Regions from separate parts of the Homo sapiens genome. Here region 2 is linked to region 1. Evidence: chromatin contacts called from ENCODE Hi-C or POLR2A ChIA-PET data. All regions are on one chromosome and are shown on one strand. The core of a region is the stretch at or near the end of the contact, and the rest is flanking DNA. Distances in the headings are between cores, read along the strand shown. Region 1 has its middle 78 kb from the start of KU-MEL-3. Region 2 holds the start of KU-MEL-3 (a long non-coding RNA gene).

Evidence for each region. Hi-C counts contacts between places; a loop is a spot of excess contacts on that map. ChIA-PET counts read pairs that join two places held with the same protein, here RNA polymerase II (POLR2A). Pooled maps may share reads with other maps.
Region 2: a map of endothelial cell of umbilical vein shows a loop between it and region 1 (2.1-fold over the local background). The contact joins the promoter of KU-MEL-3 here to the enhancer-like site in region 1. A Hi-C loop is called at or near these places in 1 of 168 maps with a recorded cell type or tissue (endothelial cell of umbilical vein) and 1 of 50 pooled maps. POLR2A ChIA-PET finds 5 or more read pairs at or near these places in 1 of 52 experiments (OCI-LY7).

The regions. Positions count from the first base shown.
Region 1 is chr6:4,684,907-4,692,369 of GRCh38, forward strand. No RefSeq gene overlaps it. Among named protein-coding and RNA genes, the nearest start is that of KU-MEL-3, 78 kb to the left of the region's middle. Within about 2 kb of position 3,290, at least 8 of the 41 ENCODE cell types and tissues checked have a DNase peak (open chromatin) inside an H3K27ac peak, as active enhancers do; they include endothelial cell of umbilical vein, where a contact is called at or near this core.
Region 2 is chr6:4,607,527-4,614,989 of GRCh38, forward strand. It overlaps KU-MEL-3 (a long non-coding RNA gene), which reads left to right and starts at 3,039. Exons shown (of 2, transcript NR_122107.1): 1 at 3,039-3,286; 2 at 3,452-4,393.

The DNA of each region.
Region 1 (7,463 bases), core at 2,040-4,539:
AACCCCAGAGAGCGTTATGAACCAAGGATTACAACTAAACCAATTCTGTGAAACTGAGGTCTGTTAAAAACAAAACAATCATGCTAAAAAAAAAAAGTGTATGCTTGCCAAAAATATAAGCAATACAGAAAGGAATAAAGCAGAGATCAAAATTCAACTGAGACCACACCCCCAGAAACAACCATCATTAACATTTTGCACAATGTCCTCCAGAACGCTCTATAATCCTGCATGAAAGAGACCCATCCTAGGACAGAAGAATCACTCCTAGACTAACGTGTCATTGGCTTCCTACAGTGACTACTGCAGGGGGCTTGCCTTGTTTTTTGTATCCCCAGTGTTTAGCACAAACACAGACACTGCAGAGGACCCAAACATGTTGGTCAAATTAACAAATAAGAGCATATGTGGCTGCAGAGCTTAGCAACAGCAAGAATAATGCAGTTCCCTAACATCACTTACAGAGCAAGAAGCAGAGACCCAGAAAGAAAGATGCACTCACCTAGCATTAAGGGAGAGGGTGAAGCACTGGAAGGCTTATGGTCTTTGCTCCAAAACAGATCCAAATAAAGTTGCATTTCAAATCAATGTAGAAAATATATTTTTAATAAATGCCTATGATTCTAGCACTTTGGGAGGCCAAGGTGGGAGGATCATTTTAGCCCATCAACCCGTCACCTACATTAGGTATTTCTCCTAATGCTATCCCTCCCCTAGCCCCCCACCCCCCAACAGGCCCCGGTGTGTGATGTTCCCCTCCCTGTAATGTGATTTTTAACAAAGAGAATGGGTGGACAGAAAAATACTTTCCTTTCTTTTGAGACAGAATCTCACTCTGTTGCCAGGCTAGAGTGCAGTGGCACGGTCTCAGCTCACTGCAACCTCTGCCTCCCAGGTTCAGGCAATTCTCCTGAGTCAGCCTCCCAGGCAGCTGGGATTACAGGTGTGCACCACCACGCCCGGCTAATTTTTGTATTTTTAATAGAGACGGGGTTTCACCATGTTGGCCAGGCTGGTCTTGAACTCCTTACCTCAAGTGATCCACCAGCCTTGGCCTCCCAAAGTGCTGAGATTACAGGTGTGAGCCACTATGCCCAGCCAAAAAAACATTTTGAAAGCTGGAAAATGAAGGCGAAGTAACTAACTTAAGCAAACCTGAACCAACCATAGGTAAAGCTGAGACACAACCTGAATCACATCCTGAACTTCAAAGGCTCAGGAGGCAGCAACACCCAGCTCCTTTGGAAGCAGAGAAAAAGATGGGGCAGAAAACAGAAGGTTTGACTGAAAAGTCTGTTTGAGAAGCAGTTAACTCCACCAGCTTTCTTTCCCAGCTCCACAAAGGGCAGGAGCCTGGAGGGTTTTTTCCCTCTGGAGAGGTAAAATCAAGCCTCTCTGGGCTGGGGAACACCAGGCAGAGATAAGGGCAGGAGTACTGTATGGAAGAAAGGGACGAAGTCAAAGCTGCATGCTGAGCATCTGATTCCCAGCCTTCCTTCCCATCGTGACGCTCAGAAGGCAGACAGCCAAGCTTAAATCCTCCAGGCAGAAGATTCAAAAACTCTTCTCTTGGGAATCCAACAAGTTCATGAGAAAGTCATCATCAGAGGGTTTCTTAACAAAACTGTCAAGCTGGGCCAGACATAGTGGCTCACACCTGTAATCTCCATGTACTGAGAGGTCAAGGCAAGAGGATCACTTGAGGCCAGAAGTTCACAACCAGCCAGGGCAACATAGTGAGACCCCATCCCTACAAAAAATGTTTAAATCAGCCAGGTGTAGTAGTGCACACCTGTAGTCCTAGCTACTTGGGATGCTAAAGTGGGAGGATCATTTGAGTCCAGGAGTTCGAGGTAGCCATGAGCCATGATCATGCCACTGCACTTCAGCCTGGGCAACATATCAAGACCATGTTTCTTAAAAAAACAAACAAACAGGCTGGGCGCCATGGCTCACGCCTGTAATCCCAGCACTTTGGGAGGCCAAGGGGCCGGGCGGGGGAGGCGTGGATCATGAGGTCAGGAGTTCGAGACCAGCCTGGCCAAGATGGTGAAACCCCATCTCTACAAAAAATACAAAAATTAGCTGGGCATGGTGGCGGGCACCTGTAATCCCAGCTACTCGGGAGACTGAGGCAGGAGAATCATTTGAACCTGGGAGATGGAGGTTGCAGTGGGCCGAGATCATGCCATTGCACTCCAGCCTGAGTGACAGTGTGAGACTATGTCTCAAAAAACAAAAAAATGAAAAAAAAAAAGAACAGCCGAGCTGAATCATCTTACAATTAATTCCACTGTCAGTAAAGCCCTCCACTCACCTACTACCACCAGCACCATGCAGAGCAGACTATAAACAGATTTTTGGTGCACCACTCTTAAACTATAAACAGTATAGGCAAGAATCCCAAGATAACTTGAGAAGCATTTACCCTGTTTCATTGATCCTAAGATGCATGTGTCCGAATGAACATCTCTGAAATCCGCCTTACAAATCAATAGTATTGCAAAATCATGGTCAGTCAGGAGGCAGCCGTGATACGGCCATGCAAAATAATTTCGTGGACACTTTCTCGTAAGATTAAGAGCACCAGCATCGAAGGTTCTCAAAGTCGATAAAATACGGTAATCTGAAAGCCAGAGACCAAAGCAAAGTGGAAAAAGGAGGTAAAAACAGAGAAAATAGCCCCCAAACCCTTATTAATATCCTGAGAGAGATAACGGAATACAATATACTCATTTTTAAAAAATATGAAAGAACATTTAAATAATCCTTGGAATTTAAAATAAGGCAGCTTGCAATAGAAGACTAGGTTGGGAAAATTTCCCAGAGAGAAGGGTAAACAGAAAAAGAGATAGAAAATAGACAAGAAAAAAATAAGAAAATTAGAGAACTGTCCAGGAGTTTCAAAAAGAGAAAATAAAGAAACCATCAGCAAAATTATTCAAGAAAAATCTCTCAGAATTGAAAGACATAAGTTTCTAGATTAAAAGGAGCCCACCAAGTCCCAGAAGACAAAATAAACCCACAACAAAGTGCATCATTGTGACATATAGGAACACTAGGGACAGAGAAAGAGTCTACAAACTTCGAGAGAGAGAGAGAGAACAACGCAGGTCTTAAGTAACAAGGCAGAATATAACAGAGCAGAACTTCCAAATTCCAAATTCCAAATTTTAAAACCTAGAATTGAATACTCAGCCAAACTATCAATGAAATGAGATGACACGATAAAGGCCTTTTCAGACCTGCAGGGAAAGAAGTGAAGAAATCACCCAGATAATGGGTGGAGGCAGAACGCAAGATGGCAGATGAGTCACTGCTGTGTGAGCAACCCGTGCAGTTTGGAGCAGATCAGAAGATCCAGAAGAGATTTCTTCAAGAAAATGAAATTAAACATATTGAGAGGTATGCCCAATTGAAAGAGCTGGCATTGAATTAGTTACAAGTATACAGAAAAATAAGCAAATAGAACTGGAAGACAATTATTAACTCTATGGAAAATAAAAAAGTGCAAGAGGAAGGAAACGTAATGATTGTGTACCGCGTGACTCAGCAAGCATAGTCACAATAAACACTGAAAAATGAGCCAGCCAAAATTAGAACTTAACTGGATAAAGAGAATGGAGAAGACTTAAATTGTGTTCTGAGAGACAGGCGGGTAAAAGACGGTGAAATCTTTGTATTCCAGCAAATACTTACTACCCACATTTTTTCTTCAAGAAACATGCTAGCATTTTACATATTTACCAATTTACATATTTTACAAATACGGAAATGAACATGAAAACACTCAGGTGAAAGTTACAAGGAGGTGCTTCTGGAAAGTGGGACAGGGAACTGCTGCAATGTTTGACAATCAGCCATGTTGAGTGATCTTAATATTTGCACTCTATACATACGTGGCTTTAACAAAAGTAAAAGTTAAAGTAGAAAAAAAGGAAAGAAGAATGAATGAGCATGGGCTTTGAAATCATGCGTAGGTTTGACCACCAAGTATAGTTGGCCCTCTGTATCCATGGATTCCACGTCTGTGGATTCAACCAACCGATTTCGATAATCTGATTTCAGATTATTTCCGATTGAAAATAGCTGGAAAAACGTGTCTGTACTGAACATCCCACTTTGAGAGGCTGAGGTGGGTGGATCACTTGAGGTCATGAGTTTGAGACCAGTCTGGTCAACATGGGGAAACCCCCATTTCTAGTGAAAAAAAAAAAAAATTAGCCGGACGTGGTAGAACACACCTGTAGTCCCAGCTACTCGAGAGGCTGAGGCAGGAGAATCTCTTGAACCTAGGAGGCAGAGGTTGCAGTGAGCCGAGATGGCACCGCCTGGGCAACAGTAAGTGAGACTCCACCTCAAAAAAAAAAAAAGAAAAAAAAAGTTATGCTCTCTGGTAGATAATCAGAAATAACATGAAAGTAAATAGAAATGTTTTAAACCATTTCTTCCTCATGTAAGATATTTTCTGATGGAGTCATAAGAAAAGGAGGAAATGTACAGAAAACAGGAGGGCTTTGGAAGAAATTAGGGGGGTTCTACAAAGTGTTTGGGGCTGGGAGCAACTATTCAAGGAATTTCCATTTCCAAGCTACCAACGGTGTATTGGTCCATTCTCACATTACTATAAAGAACTACCTGAGACCAGGCGCAGTGGCTCACGCCCATATTCCCAGCACTTTGGGAGGCCAAGGTGGGTGTATCAACTAAGGTCAGGAGTTCGAGACCAGCCTGGCCAACATGGTGAAACCCTGTGTCTACTAAAAATACAAAAATTAGCCAGGCATGGTGGTGCATGTCTGTAGTCCCACCTATTCAGGAGGCTGAGGCAGGAGAATTGCTTGAACCCAGAGGCGGAGGTTGCAGTGAGCAGAGATCGTGCCACTGCACTCCAACCTGGGCGACAGGGCGATACTCCGTCTCAAAAAAAAAAAAAAAAAAAAAAAAAAGAACTACCTGAGACTGGGTATTTTTTTAATTTATTTTTATTTTTTGAGACAGCGTCTTGCTCTATTGCCCAGGCTGGAGTGCAGTGGCACAATCTCAGCTCACTGCAACCTCTGCCTCCTAGGCTCAAGGCATTATTCTCCCACCTCAGTCTCTCACGTAGCTGGGACTACAGGCACCTGCCACCACACCGGGCTAATTTTTGTATTTTTAGTACAGAGGAGGTTTCACCATGTTGGCCAGGCTGGTCTAGAACTCCTGAGCTCAAGCAATCCACCTGCCTCAGCCTCCCAAAGTGTTGGGATTACAGGCATGAGCCACCATGCCTGGCCAAGACTGAGTAATTTATAAAGAAAAGAGATTTAATTGGCTCACCATTCCACAGGCTCTACAGGAAGCCTGGCTGGGGAGGCCTCAGGCAACAATCATGGTGGGAGGTGAAGGGGAAGCTGGCACGTCTTACTTGGCAGGAGCAGGAGGACCACCAAGAGAAAGGGGAGGTGCTACATACTTTTAAACAACCAGATCTCGTGAGAACTCACTCACCATCACGAGAACAGCAAGGGGAAAGTCGGCGCCCGTGATCCAATCACCTCCCATCAAGCCCCTCCACCAACAATGGGGATTACAATTCCACATGAGATTTGGGCACAGACACAGACCCAAACCATATCCAATGGAAAGTGACAAATACACCACTGCAGTAACTTACTGTGCAGTTACTATGTCGAAAACCTGGGTGAACGCCTCCCACCATCTGAGGTTCTCTTCAGCCCTCCCCCGAGGCTATCAAGTCACCAGCAACCTTCACCTGCCAAGCAGGGTGCCCACCGCTCTGTCCTAGCCTTCTGTGACCTTTCAGCAGCACTGACGTACTGAACGACTCTCTCCATGAACACTTTCTGTCCTGCCTTTCTGACACCATGCTCTGCTGGTGATGCTCCCTTACCATTTCCCCAGGATACCCAGCCACCCTACCCTTCTCTGAGCTTAGCTAGTTGCAGCAGAGTCCTCATGATCCTCCCTCCGCTATTTTTGCCTGTCTCGGGTCATTCTCCACTCAGCAGCTAGAGTGGATCATTAGAAACGTAGGTCAGATCAGACCATCCCTCCCCTTTTTTCACTCTTTTTTATTTGTATAAATGTATAGGGTACAGGTGTAATTTTGCCATATGCATAGATGGTGTAGTGGTGAAGCCAGGGTTTTTAGGGTATCCATCACCCGAATAATGTACCTTGTACACATTAAATAATCTCTCATCATTCACCTCCCTCCCACCCCCTCGCCCTTCCAAGTGTCCATGGTCATCATTCCACACTCTATGTCCACATCTACCCATTATTTAGCTCTCACTTGTAAGTGAATACATGTGGTATTTGTCTGTGTCTGACTTGTTTCACTTAAGAAAATGGCCTCCAGTTTCATCTGCGTTGCAGCGAAACACATGATTTCATTCTTTTTTATGGCTGAATAGTATTCCATTGCATCACATCCCTCTTAATATGCTCCTATGGCTTCCTACTGCACTTAAATCAAAGGCAAGTTCCTTACCCCAGAGCCTACCTAGAGGTGCACCTTATCTGACCCTTTCTCCTCTCCAGACACCCCCTGGCTGTGGTCACCTTGCTGGCTGCCCCTTGTCTTCCAGCTGTCAGCTCACACACCCCATTCTGAAAGAGGGCTCCCCATCACTCACTCTCACACCACCCTGCTTATTTCCTTCATGGTACTTACTACAAATTGGAATTCCTGTGTGTCCATTTACATACATGGTAATTGTGACTTCTGCCCTATGATGCAAGCTCCATGAGGGTAGAAACTCTGTCTTGCTCAGGGTCTGGCTCAGAATTAGAACTAAATGAATATTATTTATAACCAATCAATTAGTAATTAATTAGTAGAAAAAATAGACCAAGAGAGACCGAATAAAATAAACAAAAACAAAAGACCCTAGAGGAAATGGATAATGCAGACAATAGAAAAGAGCTTCAAAACTTTCTAAACTATCTCTCAGAGACTTTATAGTTTATTCATTAAAAAAGAAAAGAAATACAAGCTGCTCACCAAAAAGAGTAGGTAACAAAATAATTCTTGAATTTTTAAAATACAATTGACAAAATCAAAAATTCAATAAAAGAGCTAGAAGCAAAACACTGATCTTTCGGATTATAAATTTAAAATGCAAAGATTTAGAAAAAAATCACTTAAAAAGTTGAGACTTAAAAAGATCAATTCAAAAATCCTAATATCCACCTAATACATGTTCAAGTAAAAGAGGACAACAGGCAAGAAGAAAATTATTACATTTTTCCAGAACAAAAGAAAGATGTGAGTCTCCAGGCATCACTAAGTCATGAAAAGGATAAGTTAAAATGCACACACATGGCCAGGCATGGTGGCTCATGCCTGTAATCCCAGCACTTTGGGAGGCCAAGGTGGGTGCATCATGAGGTCAGGAGTTCAAGACCAGCCTGGCCAAGATGGTGAAACCCCGTCTCTACTAAAAATACAAAAA
Region 2 (7,463 bases), core at 1,789-4,288, 78 kb before region 1:
CTGTTGAAAATTCTTATAGGCTGGTCATTTGTGAGTCATACTTACATGACCCTGAATTGCCTTGCTTGGGGTTAATTGCATGGTTTGGCCAGCTGCCTCTATAATTGGCTCGATTTGGTTACAGAAGCCACTAAAACAATGATCTGAGGTCACTGGCTGTTTCAGACCAAGGGGCAGCAAAATTGAAAGCAAAGCGACCAGCCAAATTAACCAATAAAAAGACCAATTTGACGCTACACGGGAAATATAACCTTATATAAATCTGGGGAGAGCAATTAGTTTGAAACATTTGCAATTGTTGATATTTGACTGTTTTAATCTTTTAAAAACGGCAATTTTAAACAGCTCAGCCAAATAGTCCCCTTGGTTCTCAAGCAATCACTACTCTAACATTTCAGAATTGTCTGGGCTGGGGCTGGGGAGAAGTCAGCAGGAGAAAGAAACACATCTCTCACCATGCTTCCTGTGGTTCTGACACCTTCTTCTCAAGTACAGTTTAGTGGAAAGAGCCCTGGTTTAAGACTCAGGAGACCTAATTTTAGCCCCAATTGACTTCCTATAGGGCCTTCGACAAGCCATTTCTCCTTTAAGTCTCGTTCTGTTCAACTGAAACAATATCATAAACATTCTCGTGATGCCGAAATGAACTGACGGATGGGAACATGCTTTTTTAAAGTGAAAATTATTACACAGATAATTCATAAAGGCTACACACATTATAGTTATCAACTCCTATTGATATGTGAGTGTGTATACTCCCGCAGGAGAGAATAAACTTTGAATGCAACCATAACTTATTACCCCTTTGTTCCAGTGTCACTTCTGATAGCAAACAATGCCAAAACAGTAACAAATTGCCATTGTATTTTCCATTAGTCATCAGAGTATAAAAGATTTGATAAATAGCGAGAAAACACATTGGCTCTTTCGGGTGGGAAATCCGTGTTATTGACAGTAGCAAATTACATGTCTTTGAAAAAGATGGTGTCACGGTTCTTAGAGATTATTTGCATTGCTACTGAGACATAAGAAAACCTCAAGGAGCTTTTAAAGGCCGTGTCTGTGAGATGAATGGTCTGGTGTCCTCACCCAGCCCCCCTTGTTCCAGCATTCGTGTGACACTGCCGGGCAGCTGCCTTGGCATGAGCCTTCTCTGTCCAAGAACAGACTGCCAGGCCTGAACACGGAGAGGAGGAACAGCCTCTGGGGTATTCCCTGACTTTGGGGAGGCACGATGACCAGGCTGGGGCCTGTGCTTTGGGGGAAAGCACACAAGGAGATCGAGGGTGTTTTTTCTGTGTCCTCTGCTCCTGTCCTTGCCATTGCCTCTGCGCAGCTGCCTCCTGTTCTTTCACTCCGGTGACAGCCCGGGCAGATGCCTCCCTCCAGAGCCGCTGCCAGCCCTACTCCATGGACAGCTGTCGCCACGGCCCCAGGAGAGCAGCGTGACCACCGGCACCAGCCATGAGGAGGGCACATCTGCAGAGAATCCCCTACCCCTGGCTGCGGGCCTGAGGGCTCAGCGCCCTACTGTACAGGACGTTCCCAGCTGGCGCCACTTAACACGAGCCTCTTCTTCACTTGGTTTTTCACCTCTGAGATGTTCCGCTCTGCTGCAAGCAATAGGGTGTTTCACAGATCCATACTTGTCTTTACAATTTCCAGGCTTAGGAAATATTTTTAAATTTTATTGATGACCTTTCCAAAGTTTAAATGAGTTAGCCCTTGGATGTTAAGAGGAAATAGTATTTTAAAGACAAAGTAAAAGAATGCCAAATCTATGAGGACATTATGCTAAGTGAAATAAGCCAGTCACAAAATGACAAGTATTGCTGATTCCACCTATATAAGGTCCTAGATTAGTCAAACTCGTAGAGACTGAGAGTAGAAAGGGGATGCCAGGGACTGCAGAGTGGGGCTAGGGAAGTGGGGAGTTAGGATTTAACGTGTACAGAGTTCCAGTTCGGGAGGATGGAAAGACTTCCGGAGGTTAGGCACAGGGGCTCATGCCTATAATCTCCACACTTTCAGAGACCAAGGAAGGAGAACTGCTTGAGGCCAGGAGTTTGAAACCAGACTGGGCAACATAGTGAGATCCCATCTCTACAAAAAATTTAAAAAATTAAACAGTGTGGGGACGTGAGCCTGTAGCCCCAGCTACTCAGGAGGCTGAGGTGAGAGGATTGTTTGAACCCAGGAGGTTGAGGCCACAGTGAGCTGTAATCACACCACTCCACTCCAGTCTGGGTAACAGAGCGACACCCTATCTCAAATAAATAAATAAATCTTTTTAAAAATAAAAGAATTGGATATGATGTTAAATTTTATGTTATGTGTATATTGCCACAATTTAAAATTTTTTAAAGAATACCAAATCAAGAAGTGCTAAAGTTCATGGAATTACCTATATCAGAGGTGGTGGGAGTCAGGAGTATGGAAAAGAACCCTTCAAATGAAAAGGTTCATGATTATCGAAAACAGCTTGTCCTGTTTTTACCAACTGGAAACTTTCTCTAGGAAAGCAGCTATTCCTAATGGCATTTCTAAAATTATGCAAACACAAAACCAAAAAGAAGGCAGGCACCCAGTAAAGTTATCTAAGACTTTGGTGGGAAAATAAATAAATAAACCTGCCGCCTCACGGTTGTTTCTCCTCACCTACAAGGCTTTGATTTCTGAGATGGGGCCTGAAGCAGGAATTCCTCACACAATGGATGCTCAATTTGTCACAGGATGTGCCTCTCCACTCTCATACCAGATAAAAGGTTAGCCTGGTTTTTCATCTAGCTGTGTCTCCCTCAGAATCAAAACTATCGTCCTCCTCAGTGCTGGATCGAGTCCTTTCATCTTTAATTTGACCAAAATGGAAACCAGGATCATGAGAATTCCTCGGGGCTGGTGTTGAAAGGAATTTCCCCTGCTCTTGCCAGAGTCTCGAGGGGTGGCCTCCTTCCACGGGTGAGTAACCACAAGTCCATGTGACCGAACAAACAGCATATTCTTTTGTTCAAAAGAGAAAAACAACATTGAAGGAAATCAGCTGAAGAAAATTGAGATGAAAGCCAGTCCACGCCTCAGCATCCTGAGGAAATGTTCTTCCTTGATGCTCTGAGCTCTCTAAGAAGTTACCACAAAACCAAACCCATCAGAAGTTTGCAGGACGTCCTTGTTTAGAGCTGGGAAATAAACCACGAAACAGCGCAAAGGAGAGTCCAGGCCTGCCAATGCTTCCGCGAACTCCTCGCCCCGACCTCATCCTTCTCCAGCTCCTACCTGCAGGCCTCAGGTGAGCTCCGGAGTCTAGTCATTCCTGTTGGGAGGCAAGTGTGTGACTGGTGTGCAAGTCAGGTCAGGAGGCTGCCTTGGTGTCCAGCAAGTCTTGTTTGCGGAGGCAGGGACTGCTGGGTTGGGGCACTTCCCGACCCTGTTTCTGCTCTTCTCCCCTCTGCAGGCCTCCTGACCTCCAGGCTCCTTACCCTCCCGCTGGCCTCTGCTCTACACTCATCTTTGTGCCCTGCTTCCAATCATGCCAGGCCTCGGGGTCCCTGTCTCTAACTTCACCATGAGACTCAGGTGCTTCTCTACACTCCACCCTCTCCAACACTGTTTGGAATCTCAGGCTTGGTCCCAATCCTATGGGCTAACTTTGAAAAGACCGCTGTTCATAAGGAGAGAGAAAGGAGGAAGAGATGAGAAAGGAAGACAGAGAAAGAAACTCTATGATCACGGTTTTTCCAAAATTCATGGTTAAATTAGAACTTACTATGTGCAAATATAGAAGCACGGGTCCACAGAGTTCCAGAGAATGAATGCTGACGACTAAGCACCAGCCTCCACTCCCTGCCCCATAGTGAGTATCCCTCCTCTGTGTGCTCATGCTGTGAATCCCCCCCATTCTACCACTTCTCCCCTCATCACTGGCTTGCTGTAGGATCAGAAGTTCCTTAAGAACAAGAACCTTCTCCCAGTGTATCCCCAGCACCTAATACAGAAGGTAATAAGGAGGAGGCATCTGCTAAACGCTTGTTGAAGGAGTGAAATTGAGAGACCAGGAAGGGCCTGCAGGCATTGTGGTGAGCCTGCCTGTTGTCCACGTGGCTGCAGCAAGCAAACATGGGTTTTCCTTGGAAGGACTGTGGGCCATCAACCCATTAATTGCCGAGTTGCTTCTATCAGGGCAAGGCTGTGGAATCCTGTTATCCTAGACAATGAGGTACAGGGTGCAAGCAGATCTGTGTGCTGCTGTCTTCCGGTAAACGGACCAAGTTCTCACTTCCCATCCTCCTCCCCAGTCTCACCCACCCGTGCTCCCAAGAGAGCAATTCATCATGTCAGTGTCTGGTGTTTTCTTGAAGGCCTGTGCTAAATAAAGTGGATTGTTTATAAAGTGGGATTATTCTCCAAGCACAGAAGCAGATTCCTGGGCAAGTTGTTGCGCTGAGTGTAATTAATGAAATGCTTTTTGGACCAAATTGTCCAATGGAATGAGATCACCCACTGCCAGACTGGGTCATTCAGACCCAAAATAGATGGTCTGTATTCAATCCTAGATTTAAAACACACACACACACACACACACACACACACACACGTTGCTTAACGTCCTTCGCATCAGGAAACTACCAGAATACAGCAGACTGCGATTGTTAGAAGTGTAGAGTCAAGGTACCATTTCTAATTTTCTCTTTTTTTCTATAGTCAACACTTATTCAGTGAGCCGAGATCATGCCACTGCACTCAAGCCTGGGGGACAGAGCGAGACTCCGTCTCAAAAAAAAAAAAAAAAAAAAAAAACAAAAAAACAAGAAAATTTTCTATGCATCCAGGTTAACATCTTTGAAGCAGCATTTTCTGTCATCCACTGGAGCACTCATTTAGACAGGACTGCATAACTGCAAAGCACCCTGGGGCCTGGAGCAATGGTGAGCATGAGGCATTGTAACTTAGATGTTGCTTCAGTGAGAAAATGCTTCTCCTTCCTTCCAGAAGGAACCAACAGAAAATGAGAGGAGAAAGAAAAGGGCTGAGAAAAGTAGCTTTGACCACTTAGCAACAGTATTTCAGAATCATTACTCTAGAGAAAACAAGGAGAACTCAAAACTTTCATAGATTATGTCCCACGCAAAGAGTTTGCAGTGACCTTCAGAAACATTTTCAGTGACTTGGAGACCTTCCTGCAATGCTGTGCATAAATCTGTCAGCATTGCAATCCATGCAGCCTTATCATCTGAATTCAAATCCTCCCTGGACATTCTGCAGACTCACCACTTAAATTAGACAACCAGCTAGAAAACACTGTTGCAACACGAAATCCATTCCAAAACTCCACAAAGTGTTGCTCATGGGGGAGATCCATCTGTGAGTCAAAAAGAGATGAGCTCAAAGGATTTGGGGGTTGCCTCTGTCTTCCCAGAATGTAGCCGTTGCCTGGCAGACAGCATTACAACAAGGGCTGTGCCTGCACTTGGGCCAAAGAGCTGTCGCTCCTGCTTTGAAATCTTGGCATGACCTGGAGGTTTCCCTCACTTTCTCCCTCCATAACCCAAACCATGGCCAAAACCCACTTTCTCGTTTTTCACATGGCTGCTCCTACAATGTTGCTGCTGGGAACCCAGTGGAGTACCTGCCCATTGTTCTCCCAGCCCTGGCCTGTCTATGTGGCCTCCTCCCACAAAGAGGTGGCTTTTTATCTTCAGTCCAGAGCAAAAGGCTCAGACAGTTACCACGGAAAGAAATGTCACCATAATGAGCAGGCCCTCCTTTTATCACAGGGTGCTGGGTACTCGACCTGACCTCAGCTGGGCTAGAGAGCCCATGAAGCTCAGGCGGGAGCACTAAACCACCACCCACCTGCATGACCCACCTGCAACTCCTCAGCTGTATCCCTCTTCTGCCCAAGCATCCCATCCTGCTCCTTCCCAGCCAGCATCCTTAGTGACCATGAAGCACAGCCTGGCAAGCTCTTGCCCACAAAGAGTGTAGACAGTTGTTTGCTTCCTCCCCAGAAGGGCAAACCGTAATCACCATGGCATGAGAGAACCCAACCCAGAGAACCCACATTCACATGTGCCTCTGCCCTCATGTGACCTTAAACAGCTAAATGCACATTTCTGATCTCCAATGACATCATGGTCACACAACAGAAGCCCCTTAAAGGCACCCAACACAATACCTCATTCATCAGGGTCATGCCAGTCACCTGCTAGTTGGCTCTCAGCTCCATCTGGGCCCTTCGTCTCATTTTCCCTTCTTGGTTTCCTTGACAAATGGCTTTCCAGAAATTTGTGCGAGCAAAAGGTGCTGGAAATAAGGACCTGCGAGGGTATTTCTTCCTCTTACCTCTAGCACCATCTCGGACAGTAGCTCCATCTCCCATCAGACAGTGCCCTCCTCCACGGTTCTAGCTCCCACTCAGCAGCCCTGGTTTGGTTTCTGTTTCCACCTGGTGCCCCAGCTTCTGGTCTCTGGCTAATCCCACCTCTGAGGCCACAGCTGGTGGAGGCTTCCTGCCTTATTCGTCTCTCACCTGCCTCACCATCTGCTGTGTGCCTTCTCAGCTCCTCCTGGGCAACCAACTCCCTGCATTAATTTCTCTCTGTTGAAACCACTTTGAGGAACTTGTTTCCTGATTGTACCATGAAAGATGAAGTGCCCCTCTCCTTTCTTTCTCATCTATGAATCCAGTTCATTAGGCATCCCCAACTCCTGAGAGCATTTTGTACTTGAAGCCCTTCCCACATATCAAACTCCCCTCTCCCTATAACAGAAGACCACCCCTATACAGCTAAATGACTCCCCACTAGACCCCTCTCTGCCTTCTCTGGATAGGGAAGTCTTAAACACTTTCCTACCAGGGAAAAACAATCCACTCCAGCTGAACAAATTAGTCCCCCGAGATGTGTCCAGAGTTGGTTCCTGCCGGTAGGGTTGTGGTCTTGCTGACTTCAAGAATAGAGCCGTGGACCTTGGTGGTGTGTGTTACAGCTCTTAAAGATGGCATGGACCCAAAGAGTGAGCAGCAGCAACATTTATTGTGAAGAGGAAAGAACAAAGCTTCCACACCGTGGAAAAGGACCCCAGTGGGTTGCCGCTGCTGGGTGGGGGCGGTGGCCAGCTTTTATTCCCTTATTTGTCCCCCACCATGTTCCGTTTCTGTCCTATCAGAATGCCCTTGTTTCAATCTTCCCTGCAATTGTCTACTTTTAGGATCCTGCTGATAGGTGCGTTTTACAGAGTGCTGATTGGTGCATTTTATAGAATGCCAATTGGTGTGTTTTACAGAGCGCTGATTGGTGCATTTTACAATTTTCTTGCTAGCTACAGAGTGCTGATTGGTGCGTTTTTACAGTGCTGATTAGTGCATTTTACAATCCCCTTGCTAACTACAGAGTGCTAATTGGTGCACTTCACAATCCTCTTGCAAGACAGAAAAGTTCTCCAAGTCCCGACTTGACCCAGGAAGT